5 separate regions of the Mus musculus genome follow, and all the other regions are linked to region 5. Evidence: chromatin loops called from intact Hi-C (ENCODE). Cell type or tissue: heart. All regions are shown on one strand.

The links. A loop is a pair of places that touch in the nucleus more often than their neighbours do. Peaks named below come from ENCODE experiments on the same cell type or tissue, not always from the same donor. Only the 100,000 strongest peaks of a DNase experiment are listed, where the experiment ranks them.
Region 1: a loop joins it to region 5, with 2.4 times the contacts of the local background. A loop is called at or near these places in 2 of 42 quality-filtered maps.
Region 2: a loop joins it to region 5, with 5 times the contacts of the local background. A loop is called at or near these places in 11 of 42 quality-filtered maps.
Region 3: it touches region 5 in a loop (12-fold over the local background); 4 of 42 quality-filtered maps call a loop at or near these places.
Region 4: it touches region 5 in a loop (4-fold over the local background); 5 of 42 quality-filtered maps call a loop at or near these places.

The regions. Positions count from the first base shown.
Region 1 is chr15:7,287,469-7,292,468 of GRCm38, reverse strand. Egflam (EGF-like, fibronectin type III and laminin G domains) reads left to right here. Exons shown (of 22, transcript NM_178748.6): 6 at 2,519-2,685. Among named protein-coding and RNA genes, the nearest start is that of Egflam, 110 kb to the left of the region's middle. In heart, no CTCF peak of the experiment used is centred here; a DNase peak (open chromatin) is centred at 2,838; H3K4me3 peaks cover 448 bases.
Region 2 is chr15:7,132,033-7,137,032 of GRCm38, reverse strand. All of the region lies in intron 1 of Lifr (LIF receptor alpha), which reads right to left. Among named protein-coding and RNA genes, the nearest start is that of Lifr, 5.0 kb to the right of the region's middle. In heart, CTCF peaks have their summits at 2,432 (motif pointing left) and 4,065; DNase peaks (open chromatin) are centred at 2,282 and 4,072; H3K27ac peaks cover 233 bases.
Region 3 is chr15:7,261,371-7,266,370 of GRCm38, reverse strand. The region is part of intron 6 of Egflam (EGF-like, fibronectin type III and laminin G domains); the gene reads left to right. Among named protein-coding and RNA genes, the nearest start is that of Lifr, 130 kb to the right of the region's middle. In heart, a CTCF peak has its summit at 2,324 (motif pointing right); a DNase peak (open chromatin) is centred at 2,310.
Region 4 is chr15:6,837,412-6,842,411 of GRCm38, reverse strand. Osmr (oncostatin M receptor) reads left to right here. Exons shown (of 18, transcript NM_011019.3): 7 at 308-459; 8 at 4,581-4,720. Among named protein-coding and RNA genes, the nearest start is that of Osmr, 34 kb to the left of the region's middle. In heart, a CTCF peak has its summit at 2,073 (motif pointing left); no DNase peak of the experiment used is centred here.
Region 5 is chr15:7,441,755-7,446,754 of GRCm38, reverse strand. Gm41263 (a long non-coding RNA gene) reads right to left here and starts at 4,454. Exons shown (of 4, transcript XR_875019.1): 1 at 4,042-4,454; 2 at 3,215-3,305; 3 at 763-904; 4 at 1-423. Gm41262 (a long non-coding RNA gene) reads left to right here. Exons shown (of 3, transcript XR_001781710.1): 3 at 3,057-3,343. In heart, a CTCF peak has its summit at 2,810 (motif pointing right); no DNase peak of the experiment used is centred here.

The sequences.
Region 1 (5,000 bases), 150 kb after region 5:
TCCAGTGGCTCTCCTCTGTGAAGTGATTCTGTGCTAATGTGAATTTGCAAGTGAGCTTCCACCACTCACTCAGCTCTTCCCTTTGATGATAAAGTCATTTTAGAGAATTCCACGTTTAGGACAAGACAGGGAAGGGAAGAACTGAACCCTGCTTCCTCCAGTGGGCAGGCCCTGTGACTTTTCTCTTCCCCCAGACCAGACACTGTCAGCACTCACAGCTCACTCACACTTGGTATGGTAACCCAGAGGAAGTCTCTGTCTCCATTTCCTGGACTTTTAGTAAGTCCTGCTCGTGAAGAACGAGGCAAGCACACATGTAAGAAATGAAGTCCATCCAGGCTTCTCCTCTTATTTCTTTTCCTGATATGCTCTTCACAAAAGACAAACACCAACATTTTGTTTCCTGATACTCTTTAAATACCTGGGAGTAGGGGACATTTCACACCAGATGGAGGGTGCAGGGAGGGAACCAGCTGAAGGTCTAATAGTCGCCTTCTGCCCACCATAGCTAGCTTTCAATCCAGTGTCAAGTGTTTTTGTTTTGTTTTAATTTAACCTCAGCCCATCAACCCAAGTTGGCCTCAGCAGTTCTCAGTTGTGACCTTGGTCAAATTTCTTGCCCTTTCAGTGATTTAGTTTCTTGTTTATATTAAAATCGAAAACAAAAGATTGAGCCTTTTAAGGTTAATGCCTACTACAAAGAATAGGTGTTAGAGGTAAATGAGTTAGGGTACCAGAACAGTGCTTAACACTTTGAAACATTTGGCAAATGCTGGCAATTAGCAGCCATCAATACACACACACACACACACACACACACACACACACACACCACCACCACCACCACCACCACCACCCGCACCCCCCAACCAGTTAGGCCCCCTGCTGTGCACTACTATTCCTCCCTTTCTCATCCCTTTTCTTACTACCTGCCATGTTCTTCCTCTCCGCTAGCTAGAGCATCCAGAGGGGGCTACAGTGTCTGTCCTAAAGAGATGCTGGACAGCCCTGTATGAGTTTATGTTTTAATTGTGGTGTTATGAAGGTAAAAAGAGACAAAATAAGTTTTAAAATTGTAAAGATGGAATTATTTTGTGTGTATGTAGGTGTTTTTGCCTGCGTGTATGTGTGTGCACCATGTGTGTGTCTGACATCCCCTGGGATTGGAATACAAGTGGTGATGAGCCACGACATGGATGCTGGGACTCAAACCCAGGTCTTCTGCAAGCATTAGTGCTCTGAACCACCAAACCAACTCTCCAGCCCATGTAAATGAGTTCTAAAAAGCTATTTTATTTTGATTACTTGTATTTATAATTATATTTATAAATTACATATAGTATATTATAAATATAAAATAAATAAATTATTTATATTTATAATTGTTAAATTTATTATTAACAATTTGGATATTGCTATATCCAAAATATTATCATTTCAACATGAATTCAATATGAAGATAAAATCAGTTTTATATTTACAGAAGAGATAGATTTCTTTTCTTTCTTTTTTTACTTTAAAAGCTTGTGTGCATTTTATACTTATAGTACATCTTAGTTCATGCTGGCTATATCTCAAGGGCTGAGTAGCTGCATGGGTTAGCAGTACAGTCTGGGAATGTGTATGCAGTAAGCAAGCATATGAGTTATTAACTCCAGAAGTAAATGAGTCCCCTGAGTAGTGGCCAGCACATATTTATAGTGTGGTACTAGAGTGGAGGCTAAGCATGTGTGCTTCATGTAATCTTCATGGCAGTTCCCTTATCTTGGTCCCTGCATCATTCACATATTACATATGGGGAAACTGAGACTTAAAGACATAAAATAAAAATATATATAAAACAGAAGGATCAGATGCTACTAAGTAGCAGAACTCAGATTTGAACTTGGCTCCTCCAATTCCAGAGACTGTACTGGCTTTGTGAATGCCACTTCATTGATTAAAAGTCTAAATGAAGACCTGCCTTCTCTGAAAGGCCCTCAGAGGGACATGTGAAAAGGTAGCATGTCTTGACACAGACATAATTTGTTGTTACTAAGAAGGTCTGTGAGTGTAGTCATCTTGAGTGTTCCCATGGCAATCCATGCTGTCTGTCACCCTATAAAATCTGTATTTGTTTACTCAGGAATAGATGGCAAAGTGATGGGATCTCTGCTTTCCTGATCTCTAGGGATGGGAGAGCCTTGTTCAGCGAACATCTGGAAAATACAGTTCTTGCAGATAAATGCTCCCACGTGGGGTCTTTATGTCCTGGTGAAGGCCAAGCAGGCAGAAGTAGACACTCTCTAAGCAGTGCTTAGAATTGGCCCTAAAGATGATCTACTTGCTTTTACTGGCAGATGCTTCCAGGTGATGACGTTATGGTTTGAAAGCAGGACCACTTTCAGATAGGAAATGTTAACTCACTTTTATGAGCATAGCTCTCAGAGTGAAAATGGTGTTAGCTCCCATGGCCAGCGAACCTCTTTTCCCTACGGTATTTCTAAACCGTTGCTTTTCTTATTTTTAATCATTAAAGACCAGATTTTGACAAGAGCTGGACCATAATCCAAGAGCGCCTGCAGATGGACTCCATGGTTATCAAAGGCCTTGATCCAGATACCAACTACCAGTTTGCTGTGAAAGCCATGAATGCTCACGGCTTCAGTCCGCGCAGCTGGCCCAGCAACACCGTCCGAACCCTGGGTGAGTGCTGTTCCTGTCCTGAAGAGCATGCGCAGCTGGGCAGCTGTGGTTGCCTCGCAGAGCCTCCCTTGCCTGGTGCTTCTTAGTGCCCAACAGAGAACAGCTTGGAATGGGGCTCTCTCCGGGCTTCTTCCTGCAGTTTTCCCAGACCTTTTGAAGGTTCTACTCTCCACTGGGACGCGGGCTATTTCTGTTTCTAAGCAGTCGGGGAAGGTTTATTTTTGCATCGTCCTTGGGGAGTTTCTGGTCGGGTTTTTGTGCACAATCATGGGGCAGATCACACAGCAAATGAGATGTGCAGTCTCTCCCTGCCTCTTGTCTCATCGTCAGTTCGTCTTGGAACTCTGTGGGGAAAAAGTTAAGACCCCACCCCACCCCACACCCCCCACCACACCACACTCTTCACAGTTAGTAATTGTCTGCCAAATCGAGGACTCTCCACTGAGTGTGATAAACACCTGTAATCTCTTCACTTGGAAGGCTGGAGCAGGAGGAGCTGTGTTAATTCAAAGCCAACTTAGGGTGCTCATTAGGAGCCTGTAACAAAACAAAAGGGACATTCAAGTAACACTCCCCTGGGTGATGGCCAGCACTTCTCAGAACAGATGTTGGAGTGCTGACACGTAACTTTGGGGGTCTAGTTGACTGTAAGTTCTCATGGTGCCTCTGGGGATCTGGAGGGAGCTTAGGACCAATATTGAACAAATAAACTCAGGCTTGTCTTCAAAGTCAAGTCATGTCTCTGGTCCGGGGTTCAGCAAGCTGTCACATGATGTCAAAAGCTGAAGGGTTCAGGCAAGCTTGTCAAGTCCAGCCCAGCCCAGCCCAACCCAGCTTCAAAGCCTTTGTACTTTGGAAGTAGGGTCACATTTACATAAACCTAGAAGCATAGTAGTGAGGACTTAGAAGAGAGACTGTAAGCACTTTTTGTTTGAAAGGTCGATGTCTTTGCAGTTCTGCACATGAATTTCTCAGGAACCCTGCAGCTGCTGCAGGCCTGTTTATCTGAGAGAGGGGCTCCAACAGGGAGCTTACACAGAGTAGCTTGTTTTTCCGTTGGCTTGCACAAAGCCCTAGTTTTGTTGTTAGGATGGAAATAAGTAGCCCCCACTCTCCCCATAGCTGCCTCCCAAGGCTAATGCTATTCCCAGGAAGATATCCACCAGGGCTTGCAAGTCCTGGGGATGTGTGCTCTGCTAAACAGAGCACCCATCCTGTAACCTTCAAGGTTGAGTATCCCGTCTTCAAATTGAGTTGTTGGAGTTGCAGTGGGGCCTCACCTCTAAAACCGCTCCCTGTATCTCTACTTGCCCACCACACAACAGCTACGGTGGAATAGTAATTGTTTCCTTAGTCTTTGGAATGGAGAAGCCGCCTAAACAGACTGAGAATGAAAATCTTTCTTTCCAGAAGACATGCTAGCAATTCTATTCCAAGGTCAGGCCTCCGTTCATTCTTGCTAAATGTGTTCTCTTCTGTCATCTCAAATTGGCCAAAATATAGAGACCTGGAGCTAGGGACTCACTGTCCTTCAAAACACGTAGGTTGTCTTGTTTGTGTGCACTCTGGCACTTAGTGCATGTTCATTGCTCTTTCCCGGCCCTTAACATGAAGAGGCTGTGTTCCACACGTCCATCTGTCCCCAGTGTCCTCTAAGTCATAGAGTGAAAAACAAAGAAAGATGATTATGGAACAACCCAGGCTGCCCTTGACCTTGGATGGATGTGGGAGAGGACACTAGCTTAAGGAACAGATGGATGGGTGGGTAGAGCACCCTTGGGGATTTTCTTTTGGTAAATGATGTGCTGATGTGGTCTTTGAAGTTCTAGTCATTTGTTCTCCATTTCTTGATCCTATTGTTAATGGGGGGGGGGAGTGGGGAAAGAGATGCAAAGATTCTTTGTGGATATGAAATATTTTATTGCATTTCTGACTCCCAGGGGAAGTAAAATTTTATAGTTTCATGTAATTGTGCACAAAGAATGGCAAAGCAAACAAAACAAAAGCAAAACAATGACAAAACACCCTCCCTGCCCCGCAAAATCCACAAACCTCACTGAAGTCTTTTTGTGAATTTGTTATTGTTGTTTGGAGTGTTTTGTTCTATTTTTGAGACCTGAATAAGTACCCCCACTCTCCCAGTAGCAATCTCCCAAGGCTAATGCTATTCCCAGGAAGATATCGACCAGGGCTTGCAAGTCCTGGGGATGTGTGTTCGGCTAAGCAGAGCACCCATCCTGCAACCTTCAAGGCTGAGTGTCTCCTCTTCAAACTGAGTTGTTGGAGTTGCAGTGGGGCCTCACCCCTAAAGCCAC
Region 2 (5,000 bases), 310 kb after region 5:
TATTGGGAATTCTGGGGGGGCTGGGGGGGTGGCTGCTAAAAGCAACAGAGCTATTGATGTTGCACACAGAATTCATCTCAGCTAGCGTCTAGACAGTAATCTTGGGGTCATCCTACACAGTGTCACAGAGCTGATCACATGTATGCATGTGCACGCTCGCTGCAAAGACAACACCTAGATGAATGACCCTACATAGGCCTCTTGGTCATCTGGCTTGACAAATGGTAAATTTGGTGCAGCTCCACCAGTGGGCATCCCCTGCAGCACTGTCCCTTCATTACTCATGAAAACCATAACCAATTCCTATTACTGAGCACGGAAGCTGTTTCCACTGGGGAACAGGTGTTTTAAGAAGTTACAAGGAGCCGGGTGTGGTGGCACACGCCTTTAATCCCAGCACTCAGGAGGCAGAGGCAGGCGGATTTCTGAGTTCGAGGCCAGCCTGGACTACAAAGTGAGTTCTAGGACAGCCAGGGCTACACAGAGAAACCCTGTCTAGACACCCCCCCCCCCCCCCGGCCAAAGAAGTTACAAGGATAGCTTTGTCAAATTGCAGGGGTGGTTTTGATATGTGCATGGTAGTGGAGCAGCCTTCAGCATCTGCAGACAGCTTTTCCCCCTGATCTCCCTTCCTGGTTCTGATACGTGGCACATTTTTGAGGCTTTTGATGAGTAATGCAAAATTGCCCTCCTGGAAAGTTACCACAATTCAAACATCCGCCAGGCATCTCGAAGCGACAATTTCCAGAGCCTGTGGGGGCTTTGTGAGATTTGATTTCAAATATCCAAATTCCAACGAGCCCATAAAGTTCTGAAATTGTGAAATCACTTGACTGATAAGACACATGTGGAAGAAAGGCAATTCAAGGCACTGTTTGATCTCAAAAGTAAATACTGTTTCAAGCATCAAAGATAAAAGGTTAAGGATACCAGGAATTAGGGAGTTTACAAGGTGACTCCTGGAAAATTCAATGCCTGGTCAGTAAGGGACCAGATGCAGCCACACCTGCCAAATTTGGCCAGTGCTAGAGCTAGGAGTTTGGGTTTCAAAAGTAGCACTCTCTATTTTTTTTAAATGAGAAATTATATATTCATCCATATTATATAAACACACTCTCACAGATAATGTGCCCATCGGACAATTGGAATTCTTTTAGGTATGTATTTACTTAACAAAATATGGGGCACCTGCTGTGGGCGGAACTCAGTGCCAGTGGTAAGATGACACACGGAAGCCCACAGTGGCGAACCCCTCAGGGAGATGCTCCTCTAGACAGAACTCAGACTCTTTCAGGTAACAGTCAGTCCAAGAAGGGTCAGGATGCTGGTCAGTCCTCAGTGACTGTCCCCAGGCAAATCGTGGCATCCCTGGGTCTCAGTTTCTTTACATATTAAACTCCAGAAGCTGACTTGGGGATCCGAAAGGGCCCTCTGACTCTCAAGCTCCACGCTGTGGCTAGGTTGTTTGAATCCTCAATTTTTTTTAAAGATTTATTTCTTATTATATGTAAGTACACTGTAGCTGTCTTCAGACACAGCAGAAGAGGGAGTCAGATCTCATTACGGATGGTTGTGAGCCACCATGTGGTTGCTGGGATTTGAACTCAGGACCTTTGGAAGAGCAGTCGGGTGCTCTTACCTGCTGAGCCATCTCACCAGCCCCTGAATCCTCAATTTTATGTTTTCCTAAGAGCTTACATTTTCATCTCCCTCTGTATCTTGCACACGCTCTCCCCTAAAACTGTTTTTGTTTGTTTGTTTGTTTGTTGTTTTTACCACAGTAAAACTGCTGATCATGGTACCTTCAAGGAGTAAGCATGGGGTAAAGTTCCAGTCAGATAACTTACATTCCCGCTTTAACTGTTTCTTTGGAGAAGTTTCTCAAATGTTCACGCCTTACTCACTTTTATGCTCTAAAGGCCCGAAGAAGGGCCTCCAGAAGCTGACTTGGGGATCCGAAAGGGCCCTCTGACTCTCAAGCTCCACGCTGTGGCTAGGTTGTTTGAATCCTCAATTTTTTAAAAAGATTTATTTCTTATTATATTTAAGTACACTGGGGCCTCCAGGCCTGCTGCGTGCAAACAGCTGGCATCTTGTCATCACGCCCTAATGTCCACAGTGGCCCTCAAACAGCCCCAGAGGTTACAGCATGTAAGTGTGGGCCACGGTCTCACCTTCATCCTACCACCACCAGGGCTCAGCCAACTCACAAGGTTCTGTCCACAGGACAATTACAACCCATCTGCCCCGTTAGCGTTTTCTAATGTTAGAAGCAGGGAAGTACTTCTGTCAGCACTTGTTATTTTCCACCAGATGTTCCTGCTACCACCGTGTCAACTGTCCTTGGATCTAAGAACTTCTTACAGAAGTGTGTGCTTCGGGGATGAAGGCTTAACCCAGACACACACGGACCTTCAGAAAGAAATATTGCCCCCTAGTGGCCCTTCAAGATACCACCACATAACAAGATTATGCTCGATTCTAGACATGAATGCTAATTCCAACTTATTCAGCCTTAGAAGCCAAAAGAATGAAGGAGAGCCAAAAACTTCCCACCGTGCAAAAGTACATTAGAAACCAAAAACATACGCCAAAAATTCCTCCTCACCTCCCAACACTGAGTGGGCAAGGCTTGCGAGCACCACCTTCAGCCTGCGTCAGCAGGGGCAGTGCAAGTGTCTAGAAGGAACACATGCAGCATTACTCAAGACAATGTATGACAACTGGAATTCCTGCCTTTCTGCAACCTGTACAGGGACTGCAAAGGACCTGCTTGAGAGTGCTTGCATTTCTAAACATCGAAACTCCCTACAATGCCTCGCTGGCTTCAGCTACTTGCGGGAAGTGAGACTGAAAAGGACCAAGACTACTCTGCTCACAAAGGAGGTGTGGAAGAACCCATTGTTTTCTCAGTGTCTGCACTGCCTGTGTCACGCCGAGCTGGGGGATACAATTATCTTACGTGGAAACAAGTTACTACCATCAGGTATCAACAGTCAGAATAGGAAATTAGAAAGAGAGAGACGGAGGGAGACAGACGGACAGACAGACAGAAGGAAGGGAAAGAAAGAAAGAAAGAAAGAAAGAGAGAGAGAGAGGAGGGAGACAGACAGAGAGAGAGAGAGGGAGAGAAAGAAAGAAAGAGAGAGAAGAGGGAGACAGAGAGAGAGAGAGAGAGAGAGAGAGAGAGAGAGATCAAGCTCACATTCTGCAAGATCACGGAACTCCTAATACAGAACAGGGGCCCAACAGTCAATCACCAGAGACAAGACTCTTATCGCACAGCTCTAACAATTGCTTGGCATGAAACTCCTTTCCCAAACTTTCAATTAATATAAAGGAACATATATTTAGAATAACAAACAGATTAGGAGTTGGGAAGAGGAAATACCACAAGTTCCTGCTATTTCCCAAAATAGAGCAGGCACACACACATTTCTTCTGTGAGAACAACATACCTGAGCTTGGCACAGCTCATTGGTCAGTCGCAAGCCCGAAGAACCAAAACATCACATTAAGAAAAAAAAAATTTAAAAAAAAAAAAGCATCTGAATTATTCACTCCCATGTAAATGGCTGCTCCATTGAAATCAAAAGTGAAAATTTGGGCTATCTCTTGGAAATCACTATGACTTACTAAAAGGGGCTGTGTTGTGTTTTGTTTTGTTTTTAATACTTCCGACTTGAATTTCATGGCAGAAGGATGAGATTTAAGGCAACAATCTGAGAGTGTGTTAACTGTAACACACATGGTAAGGCCTAGAGCCTAGGTGGAGAACTCAGATAACAGACTCCGAAGAATTCTGACCAAAAATCAGGCAAGATTATTTCTTAAGGTTTTTCTTTATTTGCTCATCTACTCAACAAATAATGCAGGACGGAGGTGCAGCCTTGGCTGTGCGTGCCACAGGAAACAGCAAGCCCTGTCCCTGAACTCCTGGAGCCAGCATGGAGGAATTCTTCCACCCTCTTCTCCATGCGCAGCACCCCAATCCAAGCACATGCCCGCAGCCTGCCCCTCTCCCCAGTAGTAGCATAGCACCGTGGTGGCCCTATGGCGCCGCCTGGATGTTGATTCGTGCAGTGCCCTCTACCTGAGCTACACTTCCCCTTTCTCCAGAATCATACACTGCTCAGCTCCTACCAATCTACCCTAGGGAGGCTTCTCGGGCCACAGGCAGCAGTCTTCAGGGCGACCCTATCCACCTCAGCCACGCCCCTCTCTACCTCAGCCACGCCCCTCTCAGCCACGCCCCTCTGCCAGGGCAGGGTAGGTTCGTTTCCCTGGTCCTTAACCGGATACCATCTTTCTTCACTGCTCTCTCACGTTTTTAATCCATCTCCACAATTCAGATGGAAACTCATGACAGCCAGTCTGTTTGTCCCGTATAAGCTGGATCTCAGTTTCCCGAAAATTGCCTGGAATATTAACAGAAGACTGATAAACACCTATTTATGAAGAACAAATATGGACCAGTGTTAACAACACTTTTGTATTGACACCACAATGTTAGGTCCCAAAGAAAACAAAGACCATATTCTAAATGCTAAGAGTGGATTGGATTTTAATTAGATTTTTAAAGGTTCCTCACAGCTTATAGAAGGAGGAGGAAGAGGAGGGGATTGGAAGGGGAGAAGCGAGAAGACGAAGAAGAGGAAGAGCCTCCACATAGGATCACATAAGGCTACATAATGCATTGTGCTCAAATGCTAGCATTAGCGAGGCCTAACCTCTACAATTTATTCTGCTTCCAAAATCACTCTTAAGAGATGCCAAGGACAAATACTTTCTCTAACAATGAAGGTGTAAAAGCAATTTATTCACATTAAAGTAGAAGCCAGTGGTGATCAACCACAGAAACACAGACTTTATCCTAATGAGAAGCAAATTTTCTGGAACACACACACAAAAAAAAAAAAAAAAAAAACTCCCCTGCCTTCAATTTAATAATAGGTATAAGCCTTCACTGCATATTCAAAAACATTTAAACTCTTAGGATT
Region 3 (5,000 bases), 180 kb after region 5:
ATTATGGGGCTAACGAACCATTTTATGCTTGAATTCCAGACCTACTCAGGAGGACAGAACCCACATATTGTACTATAATGCAGTCAAAAACATTCATAGACACCAGGTCTCCCTAGTTCTATACTGTTGTTTAGTTAAATTGACATAGCATCAAACCAGCTTCTAAATTGCTGTTTAAACCCACATACAAGTAATACTCTCCACTTTAAGAAACTTCTCTTTGAGGCAAATGGCGTCAGCACAAAGACACACAACTGCTCAAGGTGCTGAGGGCAAGTGGCTGGTGAGTGAGTGAGTGTTCAGCCCTAAAGGACATTTAGGTCGCCTCCTGTAAGGCTCTGAAAGCATCATAGGTGGGGATGAATGTAAGAACTAGGGGGGAGGGAGAAGGACTATTAAATGTCATCTGTGTGTATGACACAGCCATTGAAATCACAAATGCACAGTAGCTGAGGTTACCTCTACTGTTCCTGCACAAAATTCGCTGTGTCAACAATCATGAATGTGGAAGGGATCTTCAGTTGTGTACTCACTAACGAATCCACCAAACCTATGACACAAGAAGAGATCCTATTTCTTAATTCATTTACGTGAGGTTCTATATGTGAGAGGTATGTGTTTAAAACTAGAAAGTAGACCATGAAGAGATAAAAAGAGATTTTTAAGGAGGAGGGAGAGGACAAATGAATATATGTGTGCTGATCAATATATTGCTTACTTGACAAGATCCAGAATCATCAAAGAGGTAAACCTGTGAAAGATTTTCTAGATTAGGCAATTGAGATGGGAAGATCCACCCCAAATATGGAAGATAATTGTCTTAGTTAGGGTTTTGCTGCTGTGAACAGACACCATGACCAAGGCAAGTCTTATAAAGGACAACATTTAATTGGGGCTGGCTTACAGATTCAGAGGTTCAGCCCATTATCATCAAGATAGAAACATGGCAACATCCAGGCAGGCATGGTACAGGAGGAGCTGAGAGTTCTACATCTTCATCTGAAGGCTGCTAGCAGAATACTGACTCCCAGGCAGCTAGAACAAAGGCCTTAAAGCCCACACCCACAAAGCCACACCTACTCCAACAAGGCCAAACCTCCCAACAGTACCACTCCTTGAGCCAAGTATGTACAAACCATCACAATAATTCCCCACAGTCTGGGATCCCAGACCCAATCAAAAAGAGAACGCAGGGGTAGTGGTTGAGAGCACTGGCTGCTTTTCTAGAGGACCCAGGTTTGATTCCCAGTACCTACAGCTGCCGTTACTCTAGGTCCAGGAACTCCGGCATCCTCTTCTGCTCCCTTCCAGCATCAGGCATGCATGTACCGCACTTACATACATGCAGGCAAAGCACTCATGTGTAAAATATCAACCAACCGATCAACCAATCAATAATTTGAAAGAGAAAGAAATCAAGCCAGGAACCAGTGTTTCCTTGCTCCCTCCTTTTTGTTTGTGGATGCAGTATGGCAAGTTGCTTCAAGTTCCAGCCAACGTCACCTCTCTACCATGACGTTCCATCAAAATATGAGCAAAAGATTCTTCCTTTGTTAAGTTGCCTCCGTTAGGGGAGTTTTATCAAATAATGCAACATGTGTCGTGAAAACAGAGGTGAGAGGACCAGCAGGAAGGGACGGGAGTTGGGAAACAGACTACGAAAAACAGTTATGAGAGACTATAATAAGGCCCAGAATTCTGTGGGAACTTAGGAGAAACTAAAGAGAGGGGCTGGGGAGGGGTCTGTCAGACATTTTCTTTGTCTCAAAATAGAATAGAAAATTGACGCTGCATCAAAGAAGAGAGGCTGTGTTCTGGGGCTCAGGTGCCCTTTCCCCAGGAGAACACCCACTGACATCTCTCAAAATCTAAATTTATACAAGTTCTGGCCTTCCTCTCGTGGCTTTCTGTGAAGTATAAAATGACCACAGGTGGGATGGGGAGGAAGTTAGATCACTACCCTCCTGGGCTCAGGCTTGCCAAACTGTAAGCAAATCCACTTTCCTGTTCTGATTTCTGTTTCCCAGTTCTTTGAGAAATGGAGACAGCAGGTTTATGGGCCCAAGTGCTTGGTTATGCCTGCTTCTCATTCCCACCACCTGCCCTAAGTGTGGATTAATGTCAGCCACCACCGAGCTTCAACTCCAGCACAGACCATATTTTTACAATCTATGTCTCCATTTGACACAGTGTACTGCTTCGTCCATCAAAGTTTTGATCACTGGATCATCAAAAGACTGCAGAAGCCAGCAGGGGACCAGGAGACTCCAGGACTTGGCATAGGGCCACCCACAGCTCCAGAGGGTGTCCTCCAGCAGGTGGCGGTAGTTTGCAAGTCATCCAGCAGGTGGCGATAGCCCACAGACTTCCAGAGCAGGAAGAGCAGGGTGCATTAGCATAGCCTGAGTTGAATCAGGACTGATAGAGAAGTTCCATTAGATTGCCCTGGAGCTGTTTCTCCCTTGCTTAACTAGTCCCAGCCAGTAGGGCTGCACTTTACAAATCTACATTTTAGCTTTGCATCCAAAAGAAAAGCTCACAAGCTTATAAACTAAGAACTCATAGTTTTGTTTTATTTCTTCTTAAGGAAAAAAAAAAAAAAAAAACAACATGCTAAAGGTTGTCATGTTTAGAAAGCGCTGCAACAATGAAAATAATGGATTAGAACAGCTGAAAACTAGTTAAAGTCTATGTCACTGGCTACCTTCGTCCCTTTCTTTATGCATCGCCACCAGCTGGAGTCACCATAAAATCACTTTATGGAGGAAAGGATAGCGTCTTGTTTGTGAGCTATCTTAGGGTTTCTATTGCTGTGATGAAACACCGTGACCAAAGAGCAAATGAGGGAGGAAAGGGTTTATTCAGTTTATACTTCCAGATCATAGTCCATCGCTGAAGGAAGTCAGGATAGGAAACTCAAGTGGGGCTGGGACCTAGAGGCAGAAGCGGATCCAGTGGGCGTGGAGGGATGCTGCTTACTGGCCCACTTCCCACGGCTTGCTCAGCCTGCTCCCTTATAAAGCCTAGGACTACTAGTACGGGCATGGCACCACCCACCAAGATCTGGGCCCTCTCTCATTGATCACTAATTGAGAAGATGCTAACAGCAGGATCTCATGGAGGCATCTCCTCAACTAGGGCACTTTTCTCTCAGATGCCTCTAGCTCAGCCAGTACATGAGCTTATAATGGCTGTTTTTTCTGTTTGACTGTTCATTCATGTAATTCAAAATCTATGTATTGAATGCCTGTTTAATGTCAGGCAATTTCTGGGTACCAGAGTGTTAGCAGTAAGTAATACAGCAGGTACCCCTGCAGTCAGGGAACTTACATGAAAGAGGACCTACCTTGGTCAGGAAGAAAAGAATACTAGATAGATAGATAGATAGATAGATAGATAGATAGATAGATAGATCCTAGTAAGATAACTCATAAACCAGACGCTATCCTTTCTTCAGTAAAGTGATTTTAGGGTGACTCCAACTGGTGTTGATGCATGAATAAAGGGGTATGAGAGAGAGAGAGAGAGACAGAGCGAGAGTATTGTTATATTCCATAAGTAATGCATCAGCAATGATAAGTACTAAGGTGAAAGACTGAGATTAAGTACCAAGTCTCTATCCGGTTGTCTGGCTGGCTCTAAATGTTCCAGTCACTAAGATACTTCTACTGTGTCTTGACCTCCCCTGATGCAGAACCCAATTTGTGTGCATGGTTGGGACACCATATTCAAGAATAGAGTCACATCTTATTACCTGACCCTGAGCTTCCCAGCCATCTCTCACTGGATCATTTTTGGAGCTGCAGGTTGTCATGTCTATAATCCTAAGTGCAGACTTTCTACATCAGTTTTCTGAGCTGCCCCTTTAGTGACAAGATGTTATTTCCTCAACAAGAAGCGTTGAGTTTCCATTTCCACCTCAGTATGTGTAGGAACACTTCCTGACTAAGGCTTATGCTGTGCCCTTCTGCAAACTTCAGCCACTCCAGCAGGATTCCTATCATAATGGAAGACCCTATGCAGTTTGCTACTACACCCTAAGAGTTAGTTATAAATCTGAGAGAGGTCAATAAATACCTGCTTCTGGTCTCCACATGCACACACACACATGCACGCACACATGCACGCACACATGTACACACATTCACACACACATGCACACACACATGCACACACACATACACACACATGCACACATGCATACACACACACACATACACACACACATGCACACACATGCACACATGCATACACACACCATGTACATAATTTAAAATAAAAATTTGAAAAGCAAAGTACTGTGTGTGTTTTCAGTGTCTCACCCTTGCTGAACTAGAACTTTATATTCTTAGGTCATTTGACTCAATTTTTAAAAATATTGCTTATGGCCCACTTAACTGTTTTCACAACCTTTGAGTGTCCTGAAGTCTGTAGCTTGAATAATACTGGATCAAGTACATCAGGAAATTAAGTAGAGTTTTGTGGAAAGTATATACTAACATCTAAAGGTGTAGAGGAAGGGAACATTAGTTACGTCCATGAATATTGCATATTCTTACTTTTAACAAGTTTCTTTTGGAGGAAGCCAAAGCTTCGAGCCAAGAGTTCATGGTCAAGCCAATGATTATATGCATCTAAAACTCCTTGAGTGCCTGTGTTTGCACTTCATGCAGTTTGAGAAAACATACCCCAGAGTGGAAAGAAGGGCAGTGGTAGCCTTGTGGTGAGGACTCTGGAAAATGAACTTATCAGAAATCTTACAGTGAGGTGAGTTTGGGGGTGGCTGCTAAAAGTGGGGCTGCATCTCCCCAGGAGGCTGAGGATGAAGGGAACGGGATCCTGCTGAACAGGTCTTTCAATTCATTGTTAAATAAGGTCTAAGAGAGTATGCTTGGACATTGTTCAGACACATAAGGGTTAGGAACTCCAAGGCAGAAGATAGAACCTAGCCCCACACCTGCCAAAGTGAAACTACTCCCCTAGCTAACATGAAGATCACC
Region 4 (5,000 bases), 600 kb after region 5:
ACAATTACATAAGAGTAATAGATTGAGTATCTTTATATTAAAATAGTCTTATCTGCTGATATAACTAACATTCTCCAATTTTTATAAATTTTTAAGAATATTCAACTAGATCAATTGATGTTAATAGCACCCACAGGGAAATTTCATATATAGAAATTTAGTGAAACATTTTCATAATTGGTATCCATTGGTGACAGATCAATGGATTTATGGTTTTAATGTCCCAAGGAATTAGGATACATCTGCTTTGATGGAAGTGTTTAAATCCTGTCTTTCCTGTCTTGTTTTTTTCCCTCCACTTTTTAAGGTTCTCTAAGAGATGTGAGGTTTCTAACTACAGGAACTCCTATACCTGGCAAATCACTGAAGGCTCACAGGAAATGTATAACTTTACTCTCACAGCTGAAAACCAACTAAGGAAAAGAAGTGTCAACATTAATTTTAACCTGACCCATAGAGGTGAGACAGCAATGTCGCAGCCCATGATGGACACTAGTATGCCATTATATACAATTCGACCCAGTAAATTTGCTGCAGATACTGGCCTAGTTTACAACCCGAGTGAAGCTAATCTTTGTTCTTCTATTTGTTCACCCTTACCCTCATGGATGTGTGCGTTCCAAAGCACTTGTTTTGATTGTTGTGATAGTAAAAAGATAAAGATATAAGAATATGTTCTATGGTTGTGGTGAGGTGTGGGGGAAGGAGATGTCTTGGTGGGCCCATACCAAGGCATCCTTCCCCATGCCCCGAGGGCCGGCTACAGGATGGTATAGTATAAAACAGAGTTTATTTTGGGCTTGGGGAGGAGAGTTAAGAGAGTAGTATAGGCAGAGAATGGCAGAGAGAAGGAGAGAGTAGAGAAGTAGAGGCTGACCATGACCATGTGGAGAGAAGGGAGGAAGGGAATGGGGAGAGAGGGAGCAAGGGAGCAGGAGGCAAGAGAATAAGAGAACAAGAGAGTAAGAGAGTGAGGAGGGGGCAAGCAGCCCCTTTTATAGTGGGCCAGGTCTACCTGGATCTTGCCAGGTAACTGTGGGGAGGAGCATACCTGGTTGTTGCCAGGTAACTGTAGGGGTAGAGTCCAGACAGAGTACCAACATTGATCAGACCTCAAGTATCAGTGAGCTCGCTAACAAACTTGAAAACTAGTATCGAGGCATATACTTATTGCATGGCCTCTCCCAGAACCTCTCTCTCTACTCTTCTACCTAGACTGTCTATTGCTTTCAGTTGTATGTAGGAATATGGATGTGTATTCTCATTCCCTGTTCTTTTAAGGATCTGGGAAGTTTGGGCCCTATTGTATAACAAGGCGTCTATAGCAATCTAGGAATTACTTTTTATATAATATTATATAATATTGGCATGATGTGTTTACCCTGGAAACATTGCTGTAATCTCTTCTTTGTACTACTATGTAGCACTTCCTGTGAACATACACTATTTGTTCATTCATCTCTTTCAGTGGCTTTCAAGTTGTATCATGTTTTGCTTGGGGTAGAGTTTTAATTAATTTAGGATTTTACATGTGCCTGTAGACATGTCCATATTTTCTCAGTATGTGCCTAAAATGGAATTGGCAAAGACATAGTATTCCTGAGTGCTTACCTCTCAAATGTGTTCTGAAGTAGTTTTCCCAGTTACATGCTCACTCTGTGAGCTTACTTAGTCTCCCGAAGGTTGTAGAATCGCTGTTTATTTTTTAATTGAGCCTAAGATGGTATTTCTTGATGGTTACAAGTTTAAATATCTCTCCCTATACTGGAAACACAACCATTTTCTCCTTTATGATGTGCTGGGTCATGTTATTTATTCGTTCATTCCTCTACTGGTTGTTAGTTTTCCCATGGTGAGGGTGTGACTAATTACTCTTCTCTATAACAAACACCCCACCAGGCTTGGTTCAAGCCTTAGCCCCACTTCCCACCGCTATCCCGTATGTAGGGGGTGGGGGTGGGGGAATGACAGGGACAGACATTGTGACTGTCATCACAGTATGTAGTTTGGCATAAGAGCAGATTGGACTATCCATGCTCAATTTTAGTCAAAAGGTTGCCATCTACTGGTCAGATGACAGCCACAACACTCATTTGGTTTTGGTTTGACAAGGCTGTCAGTAAACCTTGCCAATAGGTTTTTAATTCTCCACAATTAAATATCGGGAAGAGTTTAAACATCATGGATGGGTAATTTGACCCTTCTGATAAGTGAGACATCTGTTCAAGGGGTAAATGGTCCCCATCTTAAATGCACAATTTCACTGAATAACTAAGCTCTGTTAACCCTGCTCCATTTCACTCGCAGAATTTGTATTTAACCAAGTAAGAACTGGTGGTTCCTGCCATGGCGGCGCATGTAAAGCTTTGGTTATCTGAAGCCTGGTCTGAGAATGGTACTTATCAGCAAGCAAGGAACTCCCAGTGTTAGCAAGGCCCAAGCACTTGGGAAGCTGAGATAGATGAGCATGAGTTTTACCCTATCCTTTGTAATATAGTGAAACCCTGGAATGAAGCAAGGAAGAAAGGGCTGGGACAGGAGGTGGAGGTCAATGCCCATGCTCCAATTCTGAGACTTATATAAACCTGGTGGCAGTTTTCTGCTATCATACTCTGTACTCAAGCACACTTGGAGGTTCTGAACAGCGAAGACTGCATTAGGCTAGCAGAGTCTAAAGGTTCTGAGGGTGAGAATGTGAGGGTTGGACCATGTCTTGCTGAATGGCTTGCAAGGCATCCTGTTACAGGAGGCTCCATTTAAAGGCAGGGATGCTGTCCATCACCCTGATGTAGAGAACCAAAATGACAGAGGCTGCTTAGAGAGACACTTAGTCATTCCCTACCTCCTCCTCATTTCTGGGTTAATCAGGCCAACCTATCATTTTTCTCTCTGGGGTATTCTTTTGGCTTTCAGCTCATATGGTTCTGGCATTTGGCATGATATAAGAAGTCTGCTGTTTGTTTTCATGCTTAGAAGAGCTCTGTGAATGGTCAACTTGGATATCACAAGGTGACAAGGGTGTTTGAAACATCTTTTAAAAATCTATGTTAAGTTCCATATAAACAAGGCCATGTCCTGTTCTCCATTTCCTAGGCAGGAGTTTCCCATGTGATGGCCCATAGCCATTCTCCACATTTCCCAGCTGACTCCTAGCCAGGGTCTCATTTCCCACACTGTACTTTCCTGTTCTAAAATGTTAAACCGGTTCTTTTTTTTTTTTCTCCTCCTTTCTGCCATTATTATTTAGTTTACCTTTTGTTCCGCACACCATTCTTTGCACAGAGAGGTAGACATTTAGAGTGTAGTTTGATGCTATGTTCATCTCACCTGTCTTGGCCAGACTTATGGTACCATGCATGTGTTTCCTACTCTGTGATGGGCCATTAATCCCAGCATAAAGGTGCTGGTTACCCCTACAGCATTCATACCGCTATTGCATCTAAAAGCATCTTACCACACTGGTCATTATTACAGTTCACTGGGTTCACAGTTGGTGACATTGTTGACGGCCTTCCTACCCTCCCACAGCAGTCTGTATAACTTCTTCCAGAAAGATACCCAGTGGCAGGAAACCTTCTGGTCACTATTGACTTGATTTCTCCATGTCCTGTGACTAATGTGTGCTGTAGCTTCAGCAGTAAGGTCTTACCGTCAAGTTCGAGGGGGCAGCCAAGAGCACTGGGAATAACTTGCACTATTTTAAGAGTCTCTGGAATGCCTCTGATCAACAATTTAAGGGAATGTGCTGGGTTCCTTTATTTGCCAATGTACCGTACCTGGGATGAGCATAGTCCCCGGTGTAGGATAACTCTTTTAAATGAAAAGTTATACATGCGATGCTTCTAAAATACTTGTTTTCTCTATGGGTTTTCAAACATCCTTAGTGTCTGAATGTCCCTGCCCCATCTCAGCCAAGCCTCACCATCCCTTGCCTTATGTAACCCACCTCTACGTTAGCCTCCCCACGTTCTTTTTCCCTTTTATTAGCTTCAGTTTCTTCGCTGAGAACTACTGTCCTTCTATTCATTTCACCTGTGTGGCTTTCGCTCATGGACTTATTTTAAACTCTCCTGGGGCAGTTCTAGCACGTGGGTCATTTGGAGGCAGGTGTTTGTTAATGATCTTTTCCCTTGAAAATTGGTAAGATTATTATCAAATGTTTTGTATACTGGGTTGCTTGGAGGTATTCCTTGATATTGTGAATATTATTTTAGTTAGACTTTGGTTGCATTATAACCTTTCTCTATTGGCAGCCTTCTTTAAAGTTTGACTCTCCTCCACAACCTGACTGATGGTATTTAATTTTAAGTGCCTGTGTGTAGTTACATTTTGTGTTTTATTTCAGTGATTAATGTACTTAGTATTAATATATAAGGGCAATTAGTGAATGAAAGAGATTATATACTTGACACAGTACATATGGTCAGCAAGCCCAGTATTGTCTGCATTTTTCTAAACATAAGCAAAAAGCACTGGTGAATGAATAAGTGGTGAAATGAATTGCCTATTTACTAAGCTCTGTGTTTGGATCTGCTTGAGTTCTTTTTTTTTTTTTTTGTTTCTTGTTCTTTTATTGACAGTTCATCCAAAGGCTCCGCAGGACGTCACCCTTAAAATTATAGGTGCTACAAAAGCCAACATGACTTGGAAGGTTCACTCCCATGGAAACAACTACACACTTTTGTGTCAGGTTAAACTCCAATATGGAGAAGTGATTCATGTAAGAACATTTGTTCATTTCCTGTTTTAAAAATCGTCAATGTGTCTTAGCAGAGAGATGGCAGAGTGGGCTTTTTTTTTTTTTTTTTTTTCAGCTTGGGTGGCACACACTTGTAATCCTACCATTCAAACGGTTTACTTAGGAGATCACAAGTTTAAAGCTGTCTTTAGCTACATAACCAAAATACAAACAAAAACATGCCTTATTTCAAACCAAACATGCTGGTGCACACCTGTAACTGGAGAGGCAGAGGCAGGAGGATTACTACAAGTTGGAGACT
Region 5 (5,000 bases):
GAAACACCAGTCTCCGCATTACAGCCTCCTGGATTTCCTAATGGGACTCTGTCCTTCCCTTGATGACAGGGACTCATTTTCCAACTCCCCCCCCCCCCCTCCACTGCTCCTTCTTACCACCAGCTTCCCTGTCTCCTTTCTCTCCTCCCCCTCCTTTCCCTGTTCGTGCTCTCTCTGTTTTCTGCTTCTTTTCATCTCATCTTGCTTTCCTATGTGACAGAAAAAGATAAGCCTAGACTCTTGATAAAAATGAATGCCTTCCTCCTCTTTCCCTCACGGACTTAGACTGTACCCATATTCAAAGTCTTCTGTCCTCATCACCCAGATTGGTTTAGGTTGGAAATGGAGATGTGCTTGTGCAAGCTTGGGTATGGAGTTGTTGACAGGACTCATCGGTTATCCACATATCTTACAGTGCTCCATCTTAGGGAAAAATTAAATGAAAAGAAACAAGCATTATAAATTTTGAAAGGATACTCCTGTGTAATAATTGATTTCTACAGGCTAACAGCCGCAAATTCAGTGCAGAGTCATTTATTTTGGCCACAGAATTTTGGGTCAGTTTTGGTTAATGCAAGCTGGGCTGAAGCTCTACTGAAGAAAACAGGTTTTCGTTCTAATCTGTGATTCTTTTAAAAAGAATCTTTGCATATGTAGGAGAGACTCCTGGAGTCCGATGATCTTAGAGTTGCTATTGCTCTAACATGGTGTGAAACACCGTGAACGAAGTGACTTGGGGGAGTGAAGGGTTTCTTCACTTACGTTTCCATATCACATTTCATCACCAGAGGAAGTGAGGACGGGAACTCAGATGTGGCAGGGACTTGGAGGCAGGAGCTGATGCAGAGGCCACTTTGCTAGCTTGTCTCTCACATTTCCAGCATCTTCTCTTTACCTCAGCTTCCTAGACAACAAAGAAGCAATCAAAGTCAAAACTGCTCACTTTTTTTCACTACTCCACCCACCAGCATCCAGCACTTCCTGCAGCAGTGCCAATGGCTGATGGGAGTATCCACAGCTCAGAAAACCTACAAAGGCAAAGTAATGGGAACAACAAACAATCCTGAGAGCCCAGGGATGCTTGTTACTGCATCTGATGTAGTGAAAACTGACTAGTAATGGTTTTTTTCCTTTGGTTTATTGGGTTAATAAGTAGAGTGAAGACAGTTATCATTTGAAAAATTCACAGCCAAGTTATAAAACTTGTTGTCTAGATCAGACCTTGGATTTGTTACTGGGCAACTTTCCCCTCTGGGCCTCATCTTTGTTATTTTTAGCTTGAAACTAACAACATGTCATGGGTGCTTCTTAGAGTTCTTATTTTCACAGTATAACTAAGAACATTGCTGCCACATTTCCCTCTCTTGCTGTTGAGCTCCCAGTTGAGGAATTGTCTTTATCAGGTTGGCCTATGGGAGTATCAGTTAGGAAATGTCTTCAGTGCTTTATGGATGTGGGACATGCCACCCCAAATGATTGGTGGCACCTCCCAAAAGAAGACCATTCCTCCTTTGCTGCTGTGGCATTCCCTCGAGCTGCTGAGTTAATTTACCAACTGCTGCTTTGATTCCTTTGCTGATATTAGAACCCACATCTGATGTGGACCAAGAACCAGCAGGTCTCTGGGAATCCTCCAGGCCTGTGGTACCAGCCTGGGACTGCCGAGAAACCCCACCTCATCAGCTATGAGACTAGTGGGTTCTCAGCTTCTATAGTGTGAGGTAGTAAGTTGGGACTATTTTGATCAGCTTGCATAAGCTGATTCAAATTTTCTATGGGTTTTATTTGTCTAAAGAATACTAATACACATGGCACCCACCATTTCACAACAACCTACTGAAGTAGCTAATGATTTTCTTACATACTTAGAATTCGTGGTCTTCCAAGATTAAGCAATCTACCCATGGTCGCATGACAAAGAAGAGAAGACACAAGCCAGGTGTGGTAGTATAGTGGTAAACAGCTGCAATTTAGGAAGGGTTGAAATGAATTTGAGATGATCCTAGGCTATACAGCAAGGTCTGAAATAGCCTGGTCTACGTAACAAGACCCTAACTCTGAAACTAACTCAGAAACTAAGGGCTGAAGATGTAGCCCAGGTTAGAGTGCTTCCTAGCCTGTGCAAAATCCTGGATTCTCAATATTCAGTGCCACTAGCAACACCAACAGTGATGATGGATAGTAGTGAGTTAAGTCAGAGTTTTTGGGCAACACACAGTTAGGAAAGAAAGAAAGTGGTAGCCAAGTTTATCTTAAATCCCAACCTACACATTATATGAAGGAATACCTTTAGCATTAATAATTCTTACTTAGAATAACACAGTATCATCAAGCATAAGTGAGAGCTATACTTTGTTTTTTCATTGGGAAAAAAGACATACAGAGAGAGAGAGAGAGAGAGAGAGAGAGAGAGGCTCAGTAGGCCAGAGTAATTGCTCTGCAAGCATGAACATTGGAGGAGCTGAATTCTAATACCCAGCAACCACGTAAAGATCCGAGAATGCCCACATGCACACAACAACTCCATCATAGTGGGATAGAGATAGGATGATCCAGAGAGGTGGCTGGTCAGCCAGACTAACTGAATGGTAAGCTTCCAGGTCAGTGGGACCCTCTCTTAAAGCAGGAAGGCAGGGAACAATAGAAGACACCCAGTGTCTTGTCCCGGTGTCTGTAAAGGCACACATAGACACAAACACCCACCCACTTATATGTATGCACCCCCCCCCCACACACACACACAATTTTTTTGTTCTTTTTTTCTTTTTATTTAAAGAAACAGTTCTATTGTCTTTTGCCACCAGATGGCGATCAAAGCTAACAAGCTCTAACAAGCTCCAGGCTCCAACCCTGACACAGCTTAAATATTGTGCTAAACAGACCTTCCATTCTCCCAAATCAGGGGGTCCAAGCTAGAAGATCTACTTTTAAAAAAGATCAGCATCCACTTGAGTTCCAGGTACTAGGACCTCTAATCGAACTGATTTTTCCCCCCAAAATCAGGTGAATTTACCCAGAACACTTAAACTCAACTCTTCTGTTCTTATGAATTTCAGAGACTTCCAGGCCGTAAATACACTCATGCTCACAGTTAGTCAAGAAGCATAGATCTGGAGGACGTGGCTCAGGTGATAGACCGCTTGCATAAGGAGAGGAGGAAGCCCTGTGTTCGATTCCTAGCACTGCAAGATGGAGTAGGTCTGTTGTTGCGCACCTGTCATCTCTGCACCTGTGAGGACCAGACGACGTTCCAGGTCATCCTCAGACGTTCCAGGTCATCCTCAGACGTTCAAGGTCATCCCCAGCTACGGAGAAAATTGGGCTAAGCCGAGGCTACACAAGACCGTCCTTTAAAAATTAAAATTTTAGTATAAAGTCTGCCATTCCGGTTTTTAAATCGATACTTCTGAGCTTACTGCTAGGTGAAAAATTATTGGAGCCCTTAAGAAATGCAGAAAGTCAGGGCCTGCTGTTGACCCACTGGGCCGTAATCTGCATTTGCATCCTTCTCCCAGGTGATTGGTTTCATATTAGAATTTGAGAAGCACAAAAGAGCCACCGCTGGCAAATTGTTAAAAATACTTCCACATACAGCCACACTCATAGAAGCAAAGCATGGATAGTGGCTTCCCGGCTGTAGGAGAGCAGCCTGGGGGGTTACTAACCAGACAAGCTTTCTTAGAGCAAGTTCGGTAAGCCTTCTAGTCTTGTTGTACAGCATCAACCCTGTCAGTGACAGTTTTTAGAGGAATCTGAGTGATTTCCTTCTGAGCAGAGTAGAATTTCAGCCCTCTAGCATTTGGGACTAAGAGCTGACTTAATCTGTACTTTACCCAGGGGCTCTGACTATTGCTGGCCCACACTACGCATGCTTGGCAGGCGCTTCTGCACATTCCTCCTCTCCCCACCACTTCCCACATTCTTCTCTCAAACGCTTTTTTCGTCCCATCTCTCATTCATACAATTCTATATGATTTGTGAACTCATACAACCACTGTCACCCACATACATAATATTTGTTTAATCGGGACAATAACTTACCTTAAAAATGTGTCTGCAAAAATTATTCTTCGATTTTTTTTCAGCTGCTTGGAATATTTATGACTATCCATTAGCCCTGGTAAGGTAATCAGGAGTTGGTTATATTCCCAATCCCGAGATAAACACACAGCCCCTCATAAACTCAGGCTCCAGATAGCACAAGACGAAGCAGTCCCACATCCCTGTGTTCTCTGCAACATTCACAGCAGTGCGGGGCAGCTGGTGTTTGTCTTAAAACGTCTCGGCATTTGTTTATTAAATAACGAGAAAATATTCCTGATGATCTCTGCTTTGATGCTCATCTTGTTCTCACTAAGCCCTTTTCTGTCTGGGGAATTAGGTTAAGTCTTACTGGAAAGCTGAGCTGCTCTGGCTAACCTTCCCTCGGAGCTGGAGAGTAACCTGGGGTTTGGGCGCCTCCAACAGAGTCAAATGTCTGCTAAAAGAAGGCGTGGAGGAGAAAAGGAGGATCATGGGCAATTGGGGGGGGGTGTTAGGGAGAAGGAAGAAAGAAAAATAAAGAAGAGAGAGAGAGACAGAGACAGAGAGAAACAGAGACAGAGAGACAGAGGGACAGAGACACACACAGGGAATACACTGACAGCTCAGAGTAATCCTAACAGCTCTAATTGGTGATGGTATTCTGGAGCTCAGTCTGGTAGCTGTATTTGCCACCAAACCAGGCATTCTGAGTCCATCCCCAGAACAGGTGGAAGGAGAGGACAGGCACCCACAAATTGTCCTTTGACCCCCCACAGGCACAGTGAGTGATACATGCATAAGCACACGTACAATACATGAGTACAAACTCATTGAAATTCAACAGTTTTTCTTCTCATACAGAAGTAGATGAAGGCTTCCCTCCATGACCCCTAAGCTGCCTTTCCCACGTGCCCAGATTCTCTGTTTTATCTCCCACCAGTCCTTCTGCTGGCCACATCTCTGAGACTTTGCTCTGC